2 separate regions of the Homo sapiens genome follow, and region 2 is linked to region 1. The links are chromatin contacts, found by Hi-C or POLR2A ChIA-PET in ENCODE. All regions are on one chromosome and are shown on one strand. Each heading gives the region's core, a stretch centred on a gene start or an enhancer-like site at or near the end of the contact. The rest is flanking DNA. Distances are from core to core; before and after follow the strand shown.

Region 1 (4,908 bases), core at 117-2,616:
TATAAGTATGTAAGCCATTGATTAGCCATAGTGATTAGGATTGAGGAATTGTGGATAGTATAATTTTTAATTAAGTGAATATTAACATTAAAGCTCTTTTGATTTCAGCTTTTGCTGTTGGTGTTGAAAATCCCTCTTAAATGTATTTTTTCCTGTCTTATTAGAACACTAGATGACCTGATTGGATCTTTGATGTTTCTGGAGTTTACCAAGTCTCAGGGTCTTTATTTTGATCACTTACTCTGTATAGTAATAGATAGTAGGAGATGAGGCAGAACCTTATACTGATCCCAGGAAGCAATACATGTTTCCTTTTCTGTCTCTTCTCTTAAAAAACATTAGGAAATTGAACTCTGGTTACTTGCATGTTCTGGCTGGTTTATTTCTCTCAATCAAAGTATTAGTATATATTATTGCTTAACCAACATCTGTTAGTTATGATCTTAACCAGGAAAAACATTACATTTCAATAGTCAACAGTAAATGCTGTCTCATAAGTAGATTCTGCCTTGACTAAAGCCATTACCAGCTCTATGTAAATGAAATGCTTCAGTTTCTACCAGGCTGATTTTGCTCTCCAAAATCAGTCAACATGAGATAATAGCCAAAACTTCATGATCATAAATAAAAACTTTTATAATAAAGCTTTATTCATAAATTTACCAGCTTATTTGTTAGCACAATTAGACATTTTAACTATCATAAAATTAATCTTCTTTGTTTTATGTGGTTCATATTCTTTAATACGTGGTTCATATTGTTTCTGTTCTGAGGATACAGAAACAATATTGTTGGGCATCTATTATTATCTCATTTAATTCTCACAGCTATTTGAGATAGATATTGCTGTCTGCATTTTACAAATGAAGAACCAAGGCTCAGAGAAGTTGTTAGTTGCCTAAGGTCACGTAGCTAGTAAATGACAGGACCTGGTTATATCCTAATCTGACTTTAAAGACCATGCATGCTCTTTCTGGTATATCATACAACCTCCCTTATTCAGAAACATATTTTTTTGTTAATCTGATTTTCAAAATATTTTTTCTAGCCTCTAGTGTACCAGAGAGACCATGTACTCGACCAGAATGTGGCCAGCATTCTGTACTTAGTTGGCTGTTTTTAGCGATTTTAAATAGATCACCCACCATCTCTCCTCTCTAGTTAGCTGCCAGGGAGAACATCCCTATAATCCATTCTTGGTATTCCCTAGTGCATCTTTTTGTATTAGGGTGATGTGTTGTGAAATTAAGAGGGATATATTCAATTCGTTTCCTGTTGTAAATTCCTGTGGATTTTTCTTCCTATAGTCTGACCAAAAATAGATTTGCTATATAATTCATACAATTTTAAGATGTAGTGAGTAGACAAAGGCTTTGCGCTAAGACAATATTATGGCATTGCTTTTTTTTTTCTTTTAACATTTTCTCCTGGAATTTATCAAAGGAAAGAATTTCCTGCTGCTAATGAATCATCCATGTGGTTTCCCAGTTTGAATTATTTCCAAATCCTGAGTCTTATGAAATAAATGAATAATTTATAAACCTTTTTCTTTCCTTTTTTTTTTCATATCACCAGGTGACCGATATTCCAGAGTGGTATTTACTTCATCTGGAGGGGAGACATTATGGAATTTACCTGCAATTAAATCAATGTGCAATGTAGATAATTCCAGGGTATGTAAGATAAAAACTAAAATCTCCTTAGCACAAATAAGGTTGTATTATTGAAACTCCTTTTACTGCTGACCCTGGTTTCTGATCAGATGAAAGTACTTCAGAGGCTTACCTACTGAGGAGTAAACTCCAGCAGGCCAGCTTTGCATTCTTTCAGATCCCAGGATCAAAGTGTCCGTGTTTCCTTCAACTTTAAAACATACCATCTTCCTTTTTCTTTCCCATTCATGATCTCTGGCTGTTGATGGTGTTTTCTGTTATTTCACATAGTATTTCTTTTCAGTATAATATTTAAGACTGTTTTTCTTCTTTTGTTGTATTTTTATTTCCTAACCTAGTTTCATTGTTCCCTATTTCCTGCCCTGAGGCAGTTGTCAGCATCTTAATTGTGCAATGAAATGCCTGCCTCTCTGGCAATCACTGGGTCATTTGGGCCAGTGACCTCAAAGGGAAATTTAGGGAGCAGGCTGGGAAAGGGGACATCAAAGAGCATAAATACAGTATCTATGTAAATGACCACAGTAATCCAATCCAAACTGCCCTGAATGCTAAACACCTTGCTGCTTCGGGAGACACCGGGATGCAAGAAGACAGGCGCTTTGTCTCTCAGTCTTCTCTACAGCCAAAAACATGTCCGCATCAGAAAATGTAGTGAGCTTCTGGGTTTGGAAGAGCTGTCAATTTCATATGTTCAGAGATAGTTTCTCTAAATAGAAACTGCTATCTGATGTCACTAATGAACTTGTCCAAGCATAGCAACCAGCATAAAAGGAACTCTTTGTGTTCTCAGCATAACTCTAAAATGTAAAATGACTGGTTAAAAAATCGAATCATGTGCCGTGCTGAGAGCTAGCCTGACCACCTCATGCAATCACCTGTTCGGTCAACAGGGAAATTTCTTAATGAAATAGGCAGTAGAAAGGAAAGAAGAGATCACCCAAACCAGCAGTCTCATTGTACTAACATGAGTACCTTCTAAGAACTAAGTATCTTAACCAGGTAACCTAGTTAGTTGGTCCCAGACCTCCCAGATTTACCCCATCCTTCATTCTAAGAGGCTGTTTGTACATTTTGAAAATGACTTTCCAATCGACTGAGGTATCAGGATTTTCTGTCAGTGCTATCTTCCTTTCACATAGACCAAAGCCACAAACGATCTATAAATAGACCAAAGTTTCTTAATTGGTGATCAATTTTTATTTGTGATGTTTTCTTCTCTTCTACAGCTATCAGTTCCTTATTTGAAGGCTATGAACCTATTTCTCTTTGTCATGCATTAGGATACTTCTTATACAGAAAATTAACTCTAAAGTTGTAAATGTGTAGCGAAATTTACTATGTGCAAGACTTTATGCTGGGTACTTGTACATCACTCACAGTGGATCTGTGACCTTGGAATTTACAATGCATTTTACACGGATGATAAATTAAGCTAAGAGAAGCTAAGCCAGTCTGGTTACTTTATAATCTCACCTTGGATGAGTACAGTTCATTAATTTCTATTCCTTCTTGTCCTCATTCTTCTACCTTTGGTTGATCTTCAGACCTTCCCTTTCCTGAAGACTCTGAAGTGATTGAATTCACTCAGTTAATTAATAGCTGATATTTAGTGAGTATTTACCATGTGCCAGGAAGTGTTCTAAATACTTTAATACATTATTTCATTTAATCCCAATGACAGTGTTGTGAATTAAATACTAAATAGCCCATTTTTCAGTTGAGGAAAGTTCACATCTTTGGTCAGGGGCACTTCCAGGATTGGAACCCAGCCAAGTTGAACTCCAGCGTCTGCCTTTACCCACCCTGCTTTATGCTTCTAGTGAGGAAGATACCTCCCCCGTTTTGTTTCCTGTATATGCCATTTCCCACACAAATGAAGCTTAAAAAGTCACTGTGGTCTGGAATAAGTATCCTTTTTTTTCTTAAAGAGCTAGCAATTTATTCCATGAGTACATGTTAGACTCTGAGACTCAAAAGCCAGTAAGCAATAGTACGCCATGGTGGCTTTCATAAATAAAAGTAGTATAGTCTCTCATCTCTCCTCTCTCTCTGTCTCTCTCTCTCTCTCTATATATATATATATATTTGTAAACTACCTCAACATGATTTATATAGATAGATAGATGATAAAAATCATCATGTTGAGGTAGTTTACAGAAAAGCATATGCAAAGGATGAGATAAATAAGTTGAATGAAATACATGAAGGGAAAACAATGGGAGGAAAATAATAAAGCTAAGGATGAGATTTATACTAATGCACACCCCACAATCTTGTACATTTGCTGATGGGAGCTGCAAACTTATCTGTAACCTCCCAGCAGCCAGAGCAAAAAGGATTCACAATCAGTAACAAAAGTCATATAAATAGGGTAACAAGTTTGTTTTTTAGAAGCCCAGCTTTTCCTCCTGCTAAGACGGGAGGAGACAGTTCCCCCATAGTCTTCATAAAAGAAGTGTGACACTGTGTACAAAATTTTTAACAGCGTGCTTAGAAGAGATACAATATTAAAGTTCAGCTGATTTGCAAAACATAGGTAGGCTGGTAGCAAGAAAACATTACAGTAAAAGCATTTCTATAAGAGATCAAAGCAATGGAATCTATGTGGCTTTCTAATGGTTTAGCTTGTTGCATTTGCATAATTTAGATTATCTAAAGGAATAGATGTACTCTGCTTGTCTATCTTTCTACCGAGTTGATAAGGATAGGACAGCTGTGAGTTTAAGTTTGTAATCCCTGGCAAGAACAGTACAACTACATGTTTTTAGTACATATTTTCTAAGTCAACAACTAAAAGCATTATCTATATGCTTTGGCAGTTAATTAGGAAGAGAGCAGTATTGCGGTGCTCTTGTGAGAATTTGAGAAACAGACTCAAGACATGTGTCAAAATGAATGGTTGGTATGGCCAATTATAGATCCATACCAACAAATGAATAAATAGGTGATCAAAGCCCCAAAAGTCTACCTCAAAGAGTATGGTTATCATTTTAGCTTGTTAAATACTATTTTTACCAATTATAAACACCTTTGTATTCTAGTCTCAAACTCTATGAACCTGGAATAATAAACCTTTCTCATGGAGATAATATATTCATCTGATATCTTAAGTAATAACTATTGGTTAACAGTTCGACTTTCAGAATATTACTGTACCTTTTTTTAGTCTCCCAGTTGAAGACACTGTTAGGGGTTTTCTTTGTTACAGTGGTTCGAGCAGAGTTGTCCTAAGACT
Region 2 (5,142 bases), core at 1,465-3,964, 87 kb after region 1:
GACCAGGCTGGCCAACACAGCGAAACCTTCTCTCTATTAAAAATACAAAAATTATCTGGGCGTGGTGGCAGGTGCCTGTAATCCCAGCTACTTGGGAGGCTGAGGCAGGAGAATTGCTTGAACCTGGGATGTGGAGGTTGCAGTGAGCCGAGATGGCGCCACTGCACTCCAGCCTGGGCAACAGAGCAAGACTGTCTCAAAAAAAAAAAAAAAATTATGAGGCCCTCAGGAAACCTGGGGGTCCATCCATCAACGCCAATCTGTGACCTCGTTCAGATGTTTCTCCAGCTCTGGCTGCTGGAACGTTTATTCCTCCATCAGGGCTTGGGCCATTCCAGGCTGGGGAGAAGAGGCCAGAGGGAGGAGGGAGGCCCCCAGCCAGGTTCCGGCTTGGGCAGTGCAGCCAGCAGAGGGGCTTAGGAGCAGCAGGCAGTGGAGTCCTGAGCAGAAGCAGGAGGGTTGCAGGGCTGTGCTGGCACCAGCCGTGGTACAACTGGGGCATGGATGATGACTGAAGATGGTCAGGTAGAGGAGAGTTGAAGCTTCTACCCTACATGTGTGCTCACTGTTCAGGAGACTCATCAGCGCTGCTTTACAGTGTGGTCGCTGGCTTTTCCCAAGAGAAAGAGGAAACTGCCAGGACTGCTAAAGGCTGGGCCCAGGACTGCTGCTCCTTCTATGGCTCGACACAGGGGGAAGGGGGACAGCCTCGCTTCTTGCTGGGGCTGATCACAGGGGAAGAGGGGTCCAAGGCCACCATTGGAGACCACGCATTCTACGTGAGGGCCACGGGTCCCCCTGTGTCTGCCTTTCCACGTGGGGAGGGGTACATAGCAGCTGTGAACCTCTCATCTGCTGCCCCAGGCTTTTGGATCCTGTCAATGCACAGACTCTGACAGACTCAAACATCTGCCTTCCAGCCTCGGCCATGTACTCTGGTGACTTCCCCAGAATGAGTGTGGCAGGTCGCCTTGATCCAAGTAGCTGCCAACTCACCCTTGCCCTCTTAAACAGCCCCTTTGTGGACAGTGGTCAGTGACAGAGACATGGGTGACCTGCTGAGTGGGAGGGGAAGGCTCCTCTCTGGAGGTTCAGAGGTGGAATTCAGACCCGCAGGCCAAAGTCTCAGAAGGCAGATTTTACGCCCACGCAGGAGTGAATAATAAACTCTTTAATACTGGAGTGGTCTGATTTCCAAAAGGGGGTGCCCTGTCCCTAGAAGTGTTCACACAGAGGCCGGATCATCCCTGCCGGGAGAATGAGAATGAATTCCTACACTCGTGGAGAGGCTGGACTCTTTAAACTTCCAAGATTCCTCACGCTTTTAATCATCCTTCATTCTAATTATCCAGACCCTATTTGGTGACAATTATCATTTGCAAGTCCCAGCAATCCTCATTTTGGGGGCCAATCCCTAGTTGCTTGTGTAAGTAAGCATTGTTGAGAAAAGGGTCCAACAGCTGGAATCCAGGAAGGCCCTACCTACCTAGGCACCATGTTAATGCCCAGCTAGTCAGTTGGGTCCAAGCGGCTTTGAGTATTTCTATTTTAATATAACTGCATGAAATTCGCGCACCCGGGAAAGAGCTCGTGCGGGGTCACTGAGCACCTTCTTTTCTTGGCCCTGAGGTTGGGCTGGGGGTGGAAAGGACCCTCAGCTCAGAGCCCTCCGTGAGGCCCCCAGCATCTACTGCATCACAGATTGGACTGTCCCCAGCCACAGGACAGGGCTCAGGCCTCCCAGTTCTCCAAGAAGCGCATTCCCTGGGGTTGGCCCACAGGACCGGGCTTCTCCGTTCACCTTTTCTCTTGGATTCGTGCACCACCTTGGCTGTACTGAGAAGCAGTAGTGTGAGCAACCAGGTTTGAAGGCCACAGGCTCTGACCCCAATGCCCACCCTGTGCTGCTCCGGAGGAACTCTCTGGGGTCTCCTGCCCCTCAGGCTCCAATGCCGGCCCCAGCCTCACTCTGCCAGGGCCATGGATCCTGCCCTCACAGCCCTGGGGGGGAAGGACCAGTGCCCAGGCAAAGCTCCATGCCTGGCTCACACAGGCCCACAGGAGAGGGAGGAAAAGTCTCCCTCATGAGTAGCCAGGGTCAGGGTCCAATGAGGGCCCTTAACATGTAAAAGATGTAGCTTGAGCTCAATCAGCTTTAACCTTGTCTTTCCATTACCTCATAAAGTAGCATGGAACTCTTGACAAAAGTAGCAAAGCTCTGAGGAGATGTGCGCTTACTGGCTTTCTAGCATATTCCAAAGTTCTCTCTGCCTCCAGGTGTGTTGCTGCTGCAGGGCTGCAGGTAGGCATGGGCCGGGCTGCAACTTGGGGCTCTTCTGAGGACCTGGGACTCTCCCCGGGAAGGGCGGCCGTGCAGCTGTTTCTAGATCAGCGAGGATTTCACCACAGGACTCCCATTCTGTGATCGTGCTTCCAGGCTGACCTGTGGCACGTGTGTGCAGGGTGTCGTGCATGTGTATTGTGCGTGTGGTGGGTGTCCACTGTGTAGTGTGTGTACACATAGTATGTGTGGTGTGTGTATACTGTGGTTTCTCCCCTGAGGCCGGCGCCTCCGGGTGTGGTGTTGGCGCTGTGTCTAGGGTTTCTAGAAGGGGAGGAATGAGGGAAAGAGGCCCCTCCGGGCACTGGGACAGGCTCAAGGGGAACAGCCCCGAGCTGGGTGTTGGCTGAGTGTGAATTCCAGCAGCCAGGCTCACAGACCCGTGTCACCTCTGACGTCAAGTGGCAGGGACACGCTAAAAGCCTTTGAGTCTATTGATTGAGAAGGCTCCAGAAGGTTTTGGAGCGCTGGAAGAAGGCCAGGCCTGGAATTTACGCGTCGGCCTCTTGGTGTCTCCTCCCGCTGAAGGGAGTAAATCCAGGCAGGTCTGGGGCTGCCGGGCGGGCACCTGGGGCGGAGGAGCCTCGAGGCTGTGGTCCTGCAGCACCACCTGGGGGCGGCGAGAAGAGTAGCCGCAGAGGCTCGGGAGGACGCGCCCTCGGGTCCAGCCGCAGCCAGCACACCGGGAGGTGGTCAGGGGTCATCTCTTCTGCGCCGGCCCCAAAGTAGACTGTCCAGTTCCCTGGGAGATACTGCGAAATCTGCTTCATGTTTCCATTCGTAGACAGGAAAAAAAAAAGCCCGCCCCAAAAGCCTGAGCTTCCATTAGGATTACCTTGCCTGGGGTCCCAGAGTGACCATAAAACACCATTTCCCACCCTCCCTGCCCCATTGGTTTGTCAGAATACTGCTTCCACTAAGAGGTACCATCGTTTAAGATTCTTAGAATATTCTACCTAAAAGGCCTGAATATTCTCATATTCATGTGTGGCCTTAGAATGAATATCCAGCCTGAAAGGAGATGGTGAAGTATGCCTGCCTCATAGGGAAACTGAGGCTCAGCAAGGCTCCGTGGAAGAGGGGAAACCTTACCCTCTGAGTGCTCCATAATGGAGTCTATGGAATAAACTGACAGCAGGCGGATTAGCAGGAGGAAGGGTGACCACATTTATTATGCACATGGATGCATCATGGGAAAGAAAAGTGAATATCTCCAAACCAATGAGAGACCTAGAAGCTTATGCGCCTGACTCACCGCGGAGGCAGGAGAGGGGATGGAGGTGCCATGGGGAGAATGAATGATTTGGGGAAAGATGAATGGGCCCTTGGGAGAATATGGGTAGCCTATGACAAAGTTGGCCTGGGCATGGCATCAACCTTCAGTCCCCTCTGCTGTGATGCGAGTCTCCCCTGGCTCATGAATTTCCTGGGGAGGGGGATTCATGATAATTGAGGTCCCTTTGGAGGGTCCGTCTTTAGGCAGACAAAGGCAGCTCAGAGCAAGCCTCCGCCTGCATCCTGTGCTGCCCAGTGCCTTCGGTTCAAGGTAGCTGGCATACCGTGTTTGGGTGGCACTTCCCGAACTCCTTCAGCCCAGTCCCTTGACTTTAAGCCCAGTGCTCTTTCCACTGCTGTCCACGGTGTGTGGCCCTCCCCCCGTGCAGGTGTGTGACTGGGCACCCGCAGAGGGACACCAGGCCACAGGGAAAACAGAGAGAGGCAGACCCAGATAATGCCAAGATGTGCACAGAGCTGAGTGCTGTAGAAGGAGCTGCAGGCATGGGATGGAGGGTGTGACACCAAGTGGTACCACCCACAGGACACATCTGCTGCGAAGATACTCAGACTGAAGTCTGGGTCCCAGAGAAATGACTCTTTATAGCACCTGGAAAGGCTACCCTGCTGCCTGCAGTCTCTGTGGAACAAAGAAGAAATGAATATTGCAATGCATGTCACACGTAAATTCAGCATCTAGCCCTGTTTGTACTTGACCTGGCCTGGCCACCTTGTTACCTTATGCTCCTCATCACAAACTCCTCCCCAGAGCCAGGCTGCTGGCCTCCCTGAATATCCTGCTTTCGCGCCTTTGCTTTTGCTGCTTCCCCTTCCCGGAGCACCTGCCATGCCCCCCTCACACCTTAGCATGTGAGTCGAAGCTTCCTGTACACAGCCAGGGGCTCCTGGAGGGGTGTGTTAGCTTCCTACAGCAGCTGTAACAAAGTCTTACAGACCGGGAGGCTTACACAGCAGAAACCTGTGGCCTCACAATTCTGGAGGCTGCAAGTCCGAGATCTAGATGTTGGCAGGTTGATTCGTTTTGTGGGCTGTGAGGGAGAATCTGTTGCAGGCCCCTCTGCTTGGCTGGTAGTCGACCATCTTCATGTGTCTTCATGCATCATTCTGTGTGTGTGGCTGTCTCCACGTTTCTCTTTTTTATAAGGACACTATTCATTTTGGATGAGTAATGGCCTCATTTTAACTTGATTACCTTTCTAAAGCCTTATCTTCAAATGAGGTGCTATTCTAAGGAACATGGGACGTCAGCAAATGACTTTTGTAGTAGACACAATTCCACCCACAATACCTGGTTCTGGCCTGGCCAGCCACTGCTGAACCGATGGAATGCTAAAGGGAATGGGATTTCGAAGTGAAAGATGGCTTGGAAGTTTGGAGAACATGAGGAGGAGGTCTCGGGGGTGTTGGGGGTGGATGAGCCCATTGCTGTGGGAGCAGAGAGGTCAGAGCATGTAGTGGAAAGGGGTTTGGGGTAAGCTTTTGCTGTTTCGGTTGTGAGAAAAACT

Evidence for each region. Hi-C counts contacts between places; a loop is a spot of excess contacts on that map. ChIA-PET counts read pairs that join two places held with the same protein, here RNA polymerase II (POLR2A). Pooled maps may share reads with other maps.
Region 2: a loop to region 1 is called in a map of endothelial cell of umbilical vein, with 4 times the contacts of the local background. The contact joins two enhancer-like sites. A Hi-C loop is called at or near these places in 7 of 168 maps with a recorded cell type or tissue (HepG2, PC-3, PC-9 and 3 more), 1 of 37 single-sample maps with no recorded cell type and 7 of 50 pooled maps. POLR2A ChIA-PET finds 5 or more read pairs at or near these places in 3 of 52 experiments (H1, MCF 10A and naive thymus-derived CD4-positive, alpha-beta T cell).

Annotation. Positions count from the first base shown.
Region 1 is chr1:222,993,310-222,998,217 of GRCh38, forward strand. It overlaps DISP1 (dispatched RND transporter family member 1), which reads left to right. Exons shown (of 9, transcript NM_001377229.1): 8 at 1,576-1,673. Among named protein-coding and RNA genes, the nearest start is that of TLR5, 150 kb to the right of the region's middle. Within about 2 kb of position 1,367, at least 5 of the 41 ENCODE cell types and tissues checked have a DNase peak (open chromatin) inside an H3K27ac peak, as active enhancers do.
Region 2 is chr1:223,078,642-223,083,783 of GRCh38, forward strand. No RefSeq gene overlaps it. Among named protein-coding and RNA genes, the nearest start is that of TLR5, 62 kb to the right of the region's middle. RefSeq lists an enhancer at 1-485. Within about 2 kb of position 2,715, at least 25 of the 41 ENCODE cell types and tissues checked have a DNase peak (open chromatin) inside an H3K27ac peak, as active enhancers do.